Regions from separate parts of the Homo sapiens genome. Here region 2 is linked to region 1. Evidence: read pairs that join two places in POLR2A ChIA-PET (ENCODE). Cell type or tissue: PC-9. All regions are shown on one strand.

Evidence for each region. ChIA-PET counts read pairs that join two places held together with the same protein. Peaks named below come from ENCODE experiments on the same cell type or tissue, not always from the same donor. Only the 100,000 strongest peaks of a DNase experiment are listed, where the experiment ranks them.
Region 2: POLR2A ChIA-PET joins it to region 1 with 35 read pairs; 1 of 35 experiments calls an interaction of 5 or more read pairs at or near these places.

The regions. Positions count from the first base shown.
Region 1 is chr16:89,473,695-89,478,694 of GRCh38, forward strand. All of the region lies in intron 1 of ANKRD11 (ankyrin repeat domain containing 11), which reads right to left. Among named protein-coding and RNA genes, the nearest start is that of ANKRD11, 14 kb to the right of the region's middle. In PC-9, no CTCF peak of the experiment used is centred here; DNase peaks (open chromatin) are centred at 197, 627 and 2,887; H3K4me3 peaks cover 280 bases; H3K27ac peaks cover 4,211 bases.
Region 2 is chr16:88,759,706-88,764,705 of GRCh38, forward strand. All of the region lies in intron 1 of PIEZO1 (piezo type mechanosensitive ion channel component 1 (Er blood group)), which reads right to left. Among named protein-coding and RNA genes, the nearest start is that of PIEZO1-AS1, 19 kb to the left of the region's middle. RefSeq lists enhancers at 3,512-4,271, 3,876-4,170, 4,272-5,000. In PC-9, CTCF peaks have their summits at 3,910 and 4,163; DNase peaks (open chromatin) are centred at 1,126, 2,296, 3,436 and 4,116; H3K4me3 peaks cover 3,443 bases; H3K27ac peaks cover 4,266 bases.

The sequences.
Region 1 (5,000 bases):
GTATCCAGGGAATGAGGGTTCTGAAGAACACCCCAGGCCAGCAGACAGACCCTAGGTGAGCCTGGCAATCTCCCCACCCAGTGTCCATGCCTCCTTGTAGCCACCTTGCCCGGAGTGCAAGGCGGGTGGGACCTGTGACGTGCTTCTAACCCACAGAATGTGGTGAAAACAATGGAATGGCTTTCCCTTGACTGGGTTGCATTAGGTGGCAAAGTTGCTGCGCTGTCACTCCCATGACTACATTATGTTACGTAAGACTTAGTCTACTGAAGCAGAAGACTCTTTGCTGTTTTGAAGTGAGCTGCCAAGCTGCAAGGGGCCATGCGCCAAGCAAGTACAGGGGGCCTCTAAGAGTCAAGAGGAGACCTCAAGGGACAGTCAACAAGAAAACAAAGACTTGCGTCCCACAATCAGCAAGAGATAACTTCTGCCACAACCTGAAAGAGCTCAAAAGCACACCATCCCCCACTCGAGCCTCTGATAAGATCACAGTCCCACCCAACACCTAGATTGCAACCGGATGAAACCCTGAGCAGAGGATCCCACTAAGCTGTGCCCAGACTTCCAACCCACAGAAACTGTGAGATAATAAATGTGTTGTGTGTCAATTTGTTACACAGCAGTAGAAAATAAATACACTGGCCTGGCATGGTGACTCATGCCTGTAATCCCAGCACTATGGGAGGCCAAGGTGGAAGGAATGACTGAGCCCAGGACCTTGAGACCAGCCTGGGCAACATGGTGAGACCCTGTCTCTACCTTATGTAAAAAAAAAAAAAAAAATTTAAGACCAGAAATATACCCCCACACATCATCCCATTTGAAAGAAAAGCTTTCATCCATGCTACTTCCTTCCATGCACAAATAATGACTGGTTGCCAGAAAGGCAGCACAGGTCACTCTTCAGAACTCCAAATGCTCTTTCCAACCTACCACCAACACACATGATGCCAACCCCACTGAGACCAAGGCAGCCTCCCAAGCTCAGAGAGACTCCGAGACCAAGTTCTTCATAACTGAACTCACAGCTTCAATTATTTCATACTCAATCACTATATTCCAAGTTTTTTATAATTAACAAAATGCTGCCTTCAAGGTTACATATGCCACCAACGTCAATCCTCAGAACACTGCATAACATCCCAAAACTTACACATGTATCATCCAAATAAAAAAATAAAATGTAAGTTAAATCTTCAAACGCAAATTTGTGCTGATGATCTAGAAGGAAAGCTGGGCCCTGCCTGGCCGGGAGCTGCCTCCTTTCTTCCCCAGCTTTGTGCAGGGCCACCCCTGCCCTCTCCTCACCCCTGCTGGTGCAGTGAGATGAGGACCTCAAGTAAGGGGGTGGCAGCCGGGACTTCCACAATTCAGGGCAATCTCTGGCATCTGTTGTTCAGTCAGTAATTTTCCAACAGACCCTCTTGACTGTGACGGGCAGAGAAAGGCTGGGGAGCTCTTGGGTCGTCAGTGGGTTGGAGAGATGGACTAACTCACAGGTAGGAAAAAAGGCAATGACCACTCCACTGGAGAACAAAGCCCACAGCATTTAAGCTGGAGGGACAAGAAAATCCAATCATTCTGATGATGCAGCTCCTGAGGCTCCGTGGCCAAGCTGGGATGTGAAAGAAGACAATTCCATTCCCCTCCCTCATCACCAGGTGACTGCTGCCTCCCAGAGAGCTCCCTCATGAAAGCCCCGTAACCCACCACGCTGCACTGTTTCTATAGCAACCAGAAAGAAAATATAAAGCAAGCAGTTTCACATGAAAATTATTCTCTATTAAAATGAAATATTGCAGTCAGGAAAAGAATTTTGATAAAGAACTAGGTAGAAGACATCGGTAACATTAATGCTAATTATTTATTCACTACCCACACAAAAGATAATTTTTCCTAAAATTTTAAGATAATCTTTTATCGTTCACACTGGAAGTCTGAAAACAGTACTACAGCAAGTCAACAACAAACAATTACAATCAAAATTCTGTTCTATGCTGTGATATCTCCACGAAACACAAAATGCTCTCCCAAGTTTAAAGAGGGATAAGGAACACGAAAACAACTGACCCCGGCCAGGTGCGGGGGCTCACACCTGGAATCCCAGCATTTTGGGAAGCCAAGGTGGGTGGATCAATTGAGGTGAGGAGTTCAAGACCAGCCTGGCCAACATGGTGAAACCCTGTCTCTACTAAAAAAATTTAAAAATTAACCAGGCGTGGTGGTGGGCACCTGTAGTCCCAGCTACTTGGGAGGCTGAGGCAGATGAAGTGCTTGAAACCGGGAGGTGGAGGTTGCAGGGAGCCAAGATCACGCCACTGCACTCCAGCCTGAGTGATAGAGCGAGACTGTGTCTCAAAAAAAAAAAAAAAGAAAAAGAAAACAACTGAGCCAAACAATGGAGAAAACACAGAAAATATGCAAATTATGAGAACAAAAAAAATTCAGCCAATGCCTTCTCACATCAAAATACCAAAACTACAAAGCCAATTTCAGGTATACCAACCCATTCTCAAAAGATGAAATCAAATTCAAATGAACCTATCTTTGCCTATCTTTGACATCCCTAAAGCCACCTGTGACTTGTCACAGCCTTAATAACCCACCACAATCGGGATGGTCATATGTCCCCTGAAGTCACAGAAACAGAACTCTCAACTAGCAGACTGTTAACGTGTCCTATTATCCTCAGGTTCTTGGGTTATTCGTAGAATAGCAAAGCAAACTACCTGCTTTGTAACGATATCATTTACACATCAACATCAGGAATAAATACAAACCAAAACCTGGCCAAACCAGGAGAGGTGCCTGGACCAGGACAGGCAGACCCAACGCCTACGCTTGCTTCTAACCAGCCTGGGCAGGTGGGCAGGTTACAACACACTCCTGACTCAGCCAGGTGGGGCTCTGCAGCCTGGCAGTTACAGACACTGAGACCTCAAGCCGCAGGCACTAGCCTGCCAAAAAAGACTTCTCCTCCTTGGTCTCACAGCCAACAGTTTGGACACATATCCTAGAGGTATACTACACTTCCAGCAAAGAGATGGGGGCCCAAGGCCCACCCCAAACCACTTCATCCTCCCCTCACCACACTCTGAATCTGGTTCTCTCAGAGGCATGATGAGAGCTGGGGTGGAGAGGTGTGGAAAAGACACAGTCCTGACTTCAGAGTCCCTCTGGGCAGACTCATCTCACAGTATCGCGTAACACACAACACACGTTTATACACGGGCACAGACTGGAACACATGATATGGTAACAATCTATAATACGAGGAGCTCGTTAAGCTCAGAGATGAAAGGGGAAGTGAGTGGAAGACCACACCGTGAGCATCTATTAATAAAAGCAGACGGAGTAAGAAACAGAGAAAAAGGTTCTCCTTTGGTCTTGTCTTTCTTTGTCTACTATTTAAAACACGAGAGAATTAGCTAGTTAAATTTATATCTCAGAAAACAGGCACAATAGAAGTATAAAAGCCATCACCTTTAAGTCATTTCCCCTTTTTTTTTTTTTTTGGAGACAGAGTCTCACTCTGGTGCCCAAGCTGGAGTGCAGTGGCGCCATCTCGGCTCACTGCAACCTCCACCTCCCATGTTCAAGCGATTCTCCTGCCTCAGCCTCCTCAGTAGCTGGGATGACAGGCATGGGCCACCACGCGTAATTTCTTTTTTTTCTCTCTGAGATGGCGTCTCACTCTGTCACCCAGGCTGGAGTGCAGTGGTGCGATTCTGGCTCACTGCAACCTCCACCTCCTGGGTTCAACCGATTCTCCTGCCTCACCCTCCCGAGTAGCTGAGATTACAGGCGCCTGCCACCACGCCCAGCTAATTTTTTGTATTTTTAGAAGAGACAGGGTTTCACCATGTGGCCCAGGCTGGTCGCGAACTCCTGACCTCAGGTGATCCACCCGCTTCAGCCTCCCAAAGTGCTGGGATTACAGGTGTGAGCCACTGGGCCCGGCAGTATTTAGCATTTTAATAATAAAAATATTGGAGAGGCCGGGCGCGGTGGCTCATGCCTGTAATCCCAGCACTTTGGGAGGCTGAGCAGGTACATCACCTGAGGTCAGGAGTTCAAGACCAGCCTGGCCAACATGGTGAAACCCCAACTCTACTAAAAATTCAAAAATCAGCCAGGTGTGGTGGCAGGCAGGAGAACTGCTTGAATGCAGGAGAACTGCTTGAACGCAGGAGGCGAAGGTTTCAGTGAGCCAAGATCACGCCACTGCACTCCAGTCTGGGGACAGAGCAAGACTCCATCTCAAAAATAATAACAAAAAATTAAAAAATCAGACCTAATATTTGTTTCTTGGTATGTATTCTTTCTATTCCAATTTATTATGGCTTCAAAAGAAGCCCAAAAAATCAAAAAAGAAAAATAAAACAATGGCTTAATGAGAGGAGCGCTTAATAAACTGAAATTTTGTTTAACACTTTCAGGAACAGTTCCCAACGTTGTTGTCAGGGCACAGTGACAGTGGCCCAGCTGCCTCGCCAGCAGCACACACAGGCCTCTGGGGCCAGCAGAGAAACACTCCCAGTGCCTTCAAGAACCCCATTTTCACATCCAGGGTCCAGGAAACAGACATGCACGTCGGACTATCACCCTAGTGAGAAAGAAGGAAAGCCACATTGGGGTTGGTTTTTTTTTTAACGTCCTTCAAATCTATGGAAGACATCCTCTTCTACACAACTCATAGGAAAAAAGATCCCTCTGAGGTTAAGCAACCCGACGCCTCCACACCACAACTGAACATCCTCCTACAGCCCCCACCCGGTAACTCATTACTTTCCAAAGAGAATGGGTCTCAAGGTCTCAAGGACCCACTGCCCTCCAAAAAAGCAACCTGGACATCCTGCTGACAACTGAGCATCATACAAATGTGTCCCTTTCGTCCCCGCTGCCCTCCAACAGTCACCCCCCAGAGCGAAGCTGCCTGTACAGGCCACGTCCTCTCCTCCAGCAGCCGGCTACGCGCAGCTCTCCGGCACAGCCATCAC
Region 2 (5,000 bases), 710 kb before region 1:
CCCACTTTTATGGAAGAAGAAGGCTGGCAAGGTTGGCCCAGGGGACGGGGGGAAGCCAGCCCGCCCCCAGACGCCCCGTGCAGCGTTCACAGCAAGGTCTATGGAGGTTCACACGGGCTGCATGGCCTACCACCCCAGAGTGCCAGCACAGGAGCCTTGGACAGCAGACAGAGGGGGAAGCTGTGTGGGGAGGGGACCTGGGGGGCTCCCCCAATGGAGGCCGAGCCCGGCCAGGCCCACCTTCACCAGCCACCCTGGCATCCGGGCCTGCTCCGCACAGGCTCCCAAAACCCCAGCTGCTTCACTCCTTCTCCGCGCCAATCCCCACCTGCCCCTCAAAGGCCCCAGCGGACGTGACACCTGGTCCACGCCTGGCCCACCCTCCACAAGCAGAGGTCCTGCCTCCAGCGCCCACCACCCCACACGCCCACCTCGGACCTCGCCGGCGGGGCCTCCGTGCCCTCAGTGACAGTGACCCCGGCCGTGGCTACAGACGGCTGAGCCACGGGCTCCGCTCCCCCGGGGCGCTGGACCGTCTCAGGCTGGGATCCTGCACGGTTCTCTGTCCATCCCAATCCACCCCAAGCTGAGGACTGAGGAAGCCCCTCTTCCTGCCTCATGGACAAAGAAGAGTTGAGAGAAACTCAAGAAAAAGCCCAGTCTATACTCTCTGTCCAGCAATGAGAGAGAAAATGGATTCTAGAACACTTCACAAAGCTCTAAAAACCTCAGAGACCTTTGAACCAACCCCTGTCATCTCATGGGAGAACCCCAGGCCCTAGGAGAGCTTTGTCCAAAGGCAACAGTGGGACGTGGCCACAGGGCAGGCAGCACCCAGGGAGCTCAAGACAGGCAGGGATCCGAGGGGAACGACCCGCCTTTAAGGCAGCAGGACCCAGGGAGCCCAGGACAGGCAGGGGCCCGAGGGGAGCCACCCGTCTTCGAGGCAGCAGCACCCAGGAAGCCCAGGACAGGCAGGGTCCCAAGCGGAGACACCCGCCTTTGACGCAGCAGCACCCAGGGGGCCCGGGACAGGCAGGGGCCCGAGGGGAGCCACCCGCCTTCGACGCAGCAGGAGGTAAACGGAATGTTCCTCACCTACTTGGAGCCCGGCCAGCAGCCTGGGGCACTGAGGAGCTTCTGGACCATTTAATTAGCTCGGTGTCCAGGTTTAATTAGCTCAGTGTCCAGGAAACTCAGTTTTATGGCTCATCTGACCTACACGGGGCAGGGTCCTGCAGGCCTGGTGGCTGCTGTGGGCTGGGCACCCACCGCACCTGCCACAGCCATCTGCTCTCAGACCTGCTGGCGTGGAGAGTCAGGACACCCTCCCGGACACACTCAGCCCGCAGCCCCTGGAGGGGTTTGCAGGGCAGGGTGGGGGTCCGTCTGTGAAGAAGGTGACTGTGCAGGAACAGAGGGTCAGCAGGCACCTGCTGCACACAGCCACGTGGGTGGGACTGGGGGAACTGTCTCTGCCCAGGGAGCGGGGCAAAGCCCACAGGGTCCTGCAGGCATCAGCCCCTGGGATTCTCCCACAAGCCAGGGGTGACTCCACCACGCCCATTTCACAGATGAGCACACAGAGGCTGCAGGAGGGGAGGGTTCCCCAGGTGACCTGCTGGTGGGTGGAACAGTGGCACCTGCACATCTGGGCCTGAGCTCTTGTGGCACTGCCCTGCCCAGGAGGGCACCAGGCTAAGAGTGACTTGCAGGGCACGATGGTGCTGACCAAAGGCCCAGCGGCACGGCCCGAGGCAGAAGCAGTCTGGTCCCAAAGCCGCCGCCTTCCGGTCCCCACACCATGGCAATGGTTGTGCTTGCGGGGTGGGGGCGGGTGAGCTGGGAGGTGCCTTTGCGTTCTCCCCGATGCTGCTCAGCATCCCATCCCCATCTTCATGGTACTTGGGGTCCGCAGTGAACGACCCCCAGCATGGCAGGAGACCAAGCAGAGATGAGAATGCCCCACCCCACGCGTGAGACATCCCCCACATCGGGGCCTGGGTGGCCCTTCCCCCACTTCCTCCTGACCCTCCCCACTGCCCTCCGCACCTCCCCCTCCCTCCCAGGGCCTGTCCTTCCCCACAGACGACCAGCAGCGCTGCCAGGGTGTGGAGGCCTCAGAGTTTTTCTGTGCTGGGCTCCCCTGCAGGGTCAGGGATCTGGGACTCATCCCTCAGCAACAGAGAAGGGGACAGATTCCAGGGCATGGGTGAGGCCTGCGTTCCACACAGAGCAATCCCCTGACTCTCTGCGCAGGTGGGTTCCTCGCCAGCCCCCGCAGCCTCTCCAGAAAGGGAGGAAACCAGGGCTTATCTGGGCAGCCATCTCTGGCGCAGATACAGGTAAATAGGTGGGGGACAGTGGGTAGAGGGTGTGGCCCCAGGAAGGACGCAGGTCCCGGAATGTCTGACGGAGCCGACCCTATGCCCCCACTGTGCCCTGGGAAGGGAGCTGGGTCAGGCAGAGCCACCTCTGTGAGCAGCAAGGTCTCCCTCCCGGCCCACCCAGAGCTCAGGGGTCTGGGCAGAGCCCAGCTGAAGAAAGGGCCCCCGCTGGCCTTTGCACACAGCAGGCACTCAGAGGGGCGGTGACAAAGTAAGACCTCCCACTCAGCTCTCCTTCCTTCACACACCATGGCCTCCCCCACCTGAGGTCAGTGATGGGCACTTTCCTGCCACCCTTGGATCGGCCCTGCCCACTGGCCCCCATCTGAGCTGCAGGCACTGCCCTCCTGGATTCCTGCTGCTCGACAATCCCGGGGACGGCAGGACCCCCTCCAGCCCCAAGGAGAGGATGTGTCTGGGGAGGAGAAGGGGCTCCCAGCCAAGCGGCCAACCCTGACTGCCAAGGGTAGACCCCCAGTGGTGCCACGGCCAGAGGGGTTTGCCAGGTCACCCGTGGCAGCCAAGGCAAGGAAGGGGCAGCCTCTCGGGTCTCCCGGCAGCCCACAAGTGCTGTGTCGGCCCTGACCCTGAGCTGTGTGCCAGGAAGTGGCTTCTGTTGTGCCACTTGTCAGACGGGGAAACTGAGGCACGGTGGGCTTACAGGGCACTGTGTGGACAGTGTGGCCTCCCACAGCTTCAGCCGCCCTGCACACAAGCCCTGACCAGGCCTAGCTGAGAAGGACAGCCACAAGGTGGTCCCTCGGCCAGCAGCTATGAGTTCACAGGTCCCACAGGCTCTTTCCTGAGACCCCCAGTCCCCAATACGCCCGAGCCCCCACCTTATACCCAGGAGCTCCAGGCTGCAGGACTAGGAATTGGCAGCTCCCTAAGAACCACAGCTTTCCATGAGCAGCCATCATGGGGGTAGCCCGTCCAGAGGGTGCAACCAAAACAGTCTGGCCCTGGGGCACTTGGACAGGGTGCAGGTCCAGGGGTAGAGCCAGAGACACCTGGCGTTCCAGGTCATGATTCAAGCCTGCCCAGGGGCCAGCTGGTGAGCTAGCAGCCAATGTCCTCCGGAGATAGGGATGAGACGCAGGGCCGGCTCCTGGCGGCTCAGGGCACTTACGGGGGCCCAGTTCCTCTAGGAGGGCCCTGCTCGAGGTCTCAGCCTGTGAGCAGCTCCTGTGTGAACAGGGCGGCCCAAGGCAGAAGCTGGAGGTGAGCAGAACCGGCTCCAGACCAGCAGCCAAACCCCTGCTTCTTCTCTGGGATTCTGTCTCTTCATCTAGAAAGTAGCAGTGGGCCAGGTATGGTGACTCCTGCCTGTAATCCAGCAGTTTATGAGGCCAAGGCAGAAGGTTCGCTTGACCCTGAGAGTTCAAGACCAACCTGGGCAACACAGGAAGGCCTCATCCCGATTTAAAAAACAAAACAAAACAGAACAGAACAGGAAGGCACTGACATGCCTCGTCACCTGGAGCTGCCAGCCAGGGTCTGGCGTGATACAAATGTGCAGAGTGAAGAACCAGGTCAGGGCAGCACTGGGTAACAGCCGGTAGGTGCTCCCTGACACTCTCTGGCTGACCCAGGGAGTGGACAGCACATTCCAGAGGCCGCATGGACCACAATGATTACATTGATTAGCATGGAAGGGCCGATGTTAAGGTCTGGGTAAACAAGGTCGCTCTGTGACCTGGAGCTGGCCCCGCCCCCAGCATTCCAGACTAATTGAGAGGGTAAGATTCCTGAAATGAAGGCTTTGGAAGCTAGGAGGCAGCTCTCCGGGCTCTGTGAGGCCGTCACAGCCATCCTGCCCCAGGCACACCTGTACACCTGCACACAGGGTCGGCACGCAGGGGGTCAGGTGTGGTTGGAAGCCCGTGGTTCAGAGGGGTTTCAGGAGCCCACAGCCTCCTGGGGGCCAAAGTGCACGATGAGCCACAGTTAGCACCAGATGCTGAGCTGGGTCCTCAGGGAAGGCTTCCCCGGGGGGCACCAGAGCAGGACCCAGTGGCAGGAAGGATCTGGGAACATCAGATGCGAAGGTCCTGGGGGAAACCCAGAGGTCATGAAGCTGCGGAGGGTGGGGCGGGGTACGAAAGGGGATGTGCCTTGAGACACGGGGTCTCGGCCACAGGAGATGGGGTCCTCTTGAAGCCCCAGCAGCAAGCACGTGGCAATGCCCTCCCGGCGCCCAGGTTCCATATAACCCATTCTCCAGAGCTGAAGTCCACACCACCAGCGTCGCTGGATCCTGAGCAGGTAGATTCTTAGGCTGAGGTTCATCCAAACCCAGGCGCCATGTTCTAAAGTGTCCTCTGGGAAACATGAACGTGCTCTCCAGGCAGAGATCACGCGTCGACATTCCCCTGCCAGGCCGGGCGCGGTGGCTCACACCTGTAATGCCAACACTTTGGGAAGCTAAGGCGGGTGGATCATGAGGTCAGGAGTTCGAGACCAGCCTGGCCAACATGACGAAACCCCGTCGCTACTAAAAATACAAAAATTAGCCGGGCATGGTGGCACGTACCTGTAATCCCAGCTACTCGGGAGGCTGAGGCAGGAGAATCGCTTGAACCTGGGAGCCTGGGATCCCAGTGAGCTGGGATC